Regions from separate parts of the Homo sapiens genome. Here region 1 is linked to region 2. Evidence: read pairs that join two places in POLR2A ChIA-PET (ENCODE). Cell type or tissue: Caco-2. All regions are shown on one strand.

Evidence for each region. ChIA-PET counts read pairs that join two places held together with the same protein. Peaks named below come from ENCODE experiments on the same cell type or tissue, not always from the same donor. Only the 100,000 strongest peaks of a DNase experiment are listed, where the experiment ranks them.
Region 1: POLR2A ChIA-PET joins it to region 2 with 8 read pairs; 5 of 35 experiments call an interaction of 5 or more read pairs at or near these places.

The regions. Positions count from the first base shown.
Region 1 is chr3:136,568,003-136,570,502 of GRCh38, forward strand. STAG1 (STAG1 cohesin complex component) reads right to left here. Exons shown (of 34, transcript NM_005862.3): 5 at 763-859. Among named protein-coding and RNA genes, the nearest start is that of STAG1, 180 kb to the right of the region's middle. In Caco-2, no CTCF peak of the experiment used is centred here; no DNase peak of the experiment used is centred here.
Region 2 is chr3:136,426,866-136,429,365 of GRCh38, forward strand. The region is part of intron 16 of STAG1 (STAG1 cohesin complex component); the gene reads right to left. Among named protein-coding and RNA genes, the nearest start is that of PCCB, 180 kb to the left of the region's middle. In Caco-2, no CTCF peak of the experiment used is centred here; a DNase peak (open chromatin) is centred at 1,536.

The DNA of each region.
Region 1 (2,500 bases), 140 kb after region 2:
GGTGGAGTATCTCGTATAAGGGTGGTGCTCTGTAAATATTTGATAAACTACTCATGTCAATATGGTAAGTGATAACTTGTACATAAATAAACAAGCCTTCAAGAAATCAATTTGGTCAGTTATCTCAATTAAAGATTACTATTCTTCTGTATTCACAAGCAGAGAATGGTGATTTAACAACTCACTTCCCCCCATGTAATACAAATTAACCTGTTAAGATTTATCTAGAGAAGAAAAAGATCTAGCAGTTATCTCCTAAAATGATAAAAATAAAATTACACTTTAACAAACTGTCTTACAGTTGTAAACTTAAGACACCTGATTCTGCTACTTGTGTTACTTTAAGAAAAGTATTTAAACTTAACTATAAAATGAGTACGAAATACTGGCAGGGATATAAAAGAATGAATGCTAGCAACTAGCACACTTCCCAATATGGAGCATACATACAAATAATATGAGTAAAAATTATAAAAGCCTATGATCTAAAAAATCAATTCATGAAACTACTGAACGAATTTCAGATTTCCTCCCAAAATTTCAAAAACTATATAAATGTATTACTTTATAGGAGCAAAACTGAACAAGAACAAAAATGGAATATCCTTATATAACTTACCAATAATATTCTCTATCAGAAAAAGATTAGCAGATAATCTTTAATTTTAGGGTAAATTATATACGACTAGTGGCAGGTGAAGTAAAAGTCACACTGCTGGACTGACAGGCTCAATGTACATCATTTATTTCAACATTCTGTACCTCGACATCCTGAACACTGGATAAAAAAGTTGATTAAATCCAGAAGTGCGATGTCCCTGTCTTGTTTATATGATTCAATCCAGTCATCCACCACGGACTGTGGAAAAAAAATATAAAAATGAAAACTTCAAAAAAATTTGATATTATAGCAAATAAATTTTCAAAAAAGTTTGTGTGTTTGTGTGTGTTTCTATCTGAACGAGAAAATTACTTACCTGAAATTATTTCTCTGTAGCCTAATAAAAGTAGAGACTCCCTTATTTTTAAAGGCCAATAAAAAGTGACTTACTAGGTTTCAAAGATTTGTTTACAATAGAATCCAAAACAAATCGGACCTTACCAATCCCATTAAGTCCAATAATTATTAAGCAAGTATAGATAATATTCAAACCATATTAAGAAAATGATAAAAATTAACTTCACTTTTACACAGATACAAACTTTCTGAGTTATCAGAAAGCATAATCCACCAGTAGTGCATAAAAAGAATGCAAATAATAAGAGGCATTTTTTCAAGAGTACAAGAATGGCTTAATATTAAGAAATCAAATAACTGAATTTATCAACAAAGTGAAAAAGAAAAATAAAACAATTATATATCAAATCAGATCTCAAAAACGTATCTGATAAAATTCTGTAGCCAATCCAAAAAAAAAAAAAAACTTTCTAGGAAAATTAGGGTTCAATAAAATCTACTTAAAGGATAAAAAGACTAAAATATATTTGTTGTTGAAATACTTAAGATATTTCAACTAATTAAAGAACAAGGCAAGGATGCCCCTCTAACCATTCAACCCAGGGTTGAAGTCTTTAGTTAATGCAAAAGTTAGCAAAATTTAGTAAAGACAATTCTCCTTTCCTACAGTTGATAAGAAAACCCAGGAGTCTCTATTAAAGTGATTCAAGAGATTAATAATAGGAAAATTTGACAAGGTAGCTGACAAGATAAATATACAAAATAACTTAATAGTGCAATAACTAGAAAATATAAATGGATTAGTAGCTTGTTCACAACGAAAAATACCTAAGAATAAATCTAAGAGAATTTTTAATAAGGAAAATTATTAAAACTTACAGGATATTAAAAAAAGACTTCAACAAGTATCATATTCTGAATTTAAAAAAAGATTTAGTGTTGTATCAATAAAGTCTGAGAGTCTTGCCAACTTACAAGGCAAATTTAATGTAATTCCAGTTTGCATTCCAGTGGGCAGGATTGTTTGAGATTTTCTTGGGCAGAGGTAGGGATCAGAGGAAATGTATAAAAATGTAAATTTTAAAAAAATAAAATTTTGTGTACTAAGGTATATTTATATACAGTAAAATGCATTAATCCTGTTATACCTTAATTTTTATAAATACATACACCTGTGTAACCACAACCAAGATGAAGATATAAAACATTTCCACAACTAAAACAGGCTCCCTTATGTTGCTTTCCAGTCAGTAACCATCCCCAGCACAAAGGGTAATTATTATACTGATGCATATTACCATGAATTAGTTTGACATGATATTGAAACTCATATAAATGATATCATCTTTTTTTATTTCTTTCAAGCAAAGTTGTATTGGTAAGATTCAGCAGCATTGTTATGTGTATTAGTAATGCCTTTTTTACATTGCTGAATATTATTTCATTGTATGAATATACCACAATCTATCACCCATTTTACTGTTGAGGAATATGAGTACTCTTTGCAGTTTAGGGCTATCACAAATAAAACTGTTATGTACA
Region 2 (2,500 bases):
AGACCATCCTGGCTAACACGGTGAAACCCTGCCTCTACTAAAAATACAAAAATTAGCCAGGTGTGGCGCCTGTAGTCACAGTTACTTGTGAGGCTGAGGCAGGAGAATGGCATGAACCCAGGAGGCGCAGCTTGCAGTGAGCCGAGATCGCGCCACCGCACTCCAGCCTGGGCGACAGAGCGAGACTCGTCTCTTAAAAAAAAAAAAAAAAAAATTAGTGGGATGTGGTGGCAAGCGCATGTAATCCCAGCTGCTCAGGAAGCTGAGGCAGGAGAATCGCTTGAACCCGGGAGGCAGATGTTGAAGTGAGCCGAGATCACACTACTGCACTCCTGCCTGGGCAACAGAGCGAGACTCCAACTCAAAAAAAAAAAAAAGATATAGTATTAATCATAACTGTACAGAATTAACTTTAGCACACATTCTACTACAATAATATTGTACACATCTACTGTTGCTATTGCAGTGAGCTCAAGTATTGCCAAGTATTCACTAAAAAAGCCCCATGACACTAATCATCTTTGCATGAACAGTTGGTCTCTCCAGTGAATTGTGTATCATAGTCAAAAGTGATCTTGTGGTTCTCACTTACCATGTTTAGTGCCATACCATAAACCTTGAATAACATTATGGGACCCATATGTGCTACTAGTGATGCTGGAAGTGTTCCCAAGAAGCAGAGAAAAGTTATTACAAGAAAAAATTTAAAGAAAAAAATTAAATTGCTTGATATGTCTGCAGCTACAGTTGCCCACCATTTCAAGATAAATGAATCTGGTATAAGGACCATTGTAAAAAAAAAAAAAAAAAATTCTTAAAGCCATTACTGCTATACTAGCAGGTGCAAAAACCACTGTACCTTTTGCAAAATACCTTTTTATTTCACATTAGAAGTACAGCTTATATATGGGTGCAGAATTGCTATAAAAAAGGCACACCTATACTCATATGATTTTAAAAAAGTGAAGTCATATAATAACAACTTAAAGCCAAAGGAATGTGAAGGTTACAAAGCTGAGAATTTAAAGCCAGCAAAGGATAGTTTGATAATTTTAGAAAGAGGTTTCACTTTAAAAATGTCAAGAGAAGAGGAAAAACTGTTTCTGCTGACCAAGAGGCAGCTGACCACTCTCCAAGACGCCATTAAGAAAATCACTGAAGAAAAGGATATCTGCCTGCAAAGGTTTTTAATGCAGATCACAGTGCCCTATTCTGGAAAAAAAAAAAAAATGCCACAAAGGACACTTATTAGTAAGGAAGAGAGGTGAGTACCACTTTAAAGCAAGAAGAAATACACTAATCTACTCATTTGTGCAAATGAAGCTGGGTTTATGATCAGGACTGCCCTTATCTGTAAAGCTGCTAACTCTCAAAAGCCTTGAAGGGAAAAGATAAACATCAGCTGCCTGTCTTTTTTTGCCAGTAATGTCTAACAAGAAGGCCTGGACAACAAGGACCCCTTTTCTGGATTGGTTTACACTGACGCTGTAAAGTCCCTGAAGCCAGGAAGTACCTTGCCAGTAAGGGATTGCCTTTTAAAGTTCTTCTGATAACGGACAATGCCCCTGACCAACCAGAACCCAGTAAGTTCAACACCACAGGCATCAAAATGGTCTACTTGCTCCTAAACACAGTATCTCTAAATCAGCCTACAGATCAGGGGTCCATAGAACCCTTAAAGGTCATTAAACATAGTACTCAATGGAAAGGGCTGTCAACACTATTGAAGAGAACCCTGATAGAATATGATGGAAGTCTGGAAGAATTACACCACTGAAAATGCCATTGTTGTTCTAAAGCCATCAAGCCCCCCAAAATAAATACCTGTTGGAGAAAACTGTGTCCAGATGTTATGTACGATTTCACAGAACTTATGACAGAACCAATCAAGAAAATCATCAAAGAGATTGTGGTTATAGTATAAAATGTGGGGAATGAAAGACTTCAACATATAGATCTTAGAGAAATTAGAGAGCAAATAGACACCAGCCAGGAATGAGGGCTCACGTCTGTAATCCCCGCACTGTGGGATGCCAAGGTGGGAGAATCACCTGAGGAAAGGAATTCGAGACCAGCCTGGCCAACATGGTGAAACCCCGTATCTACTAAAAATACAGAAAACTAGCTAGGCGTGGTGGCACAGGCCTGTAAAACCCAGCCACTCGGGAGGCTGAGGCAGGAGAATTACTTGAACCCATGAGGCAGAGGTTGCAGTAAGCCCAGATAGCATCATTGCACTCCAGCCTGGAACAGAGCGCAGGCTGGGAGAGGTGGCTCACACCTGTAATCCCAGCACTTTGGGAGGCCGAAACGGGTGGATGACCTGAAGTCAGGAGTTCGAGACCAGCCTGGCCAACGTGGCGAAACCCTGTGTCTACTAAAAATACAAAAACTAGCTGGCCCTGGTGGCGGGTGCATGTAATCCCTGGTACTTGGGAGTCTGAGGCAGGAGAATCGCTTGAACCCGGGAGGTGGAGGTTGCAGTGAGCCCAGATCACGC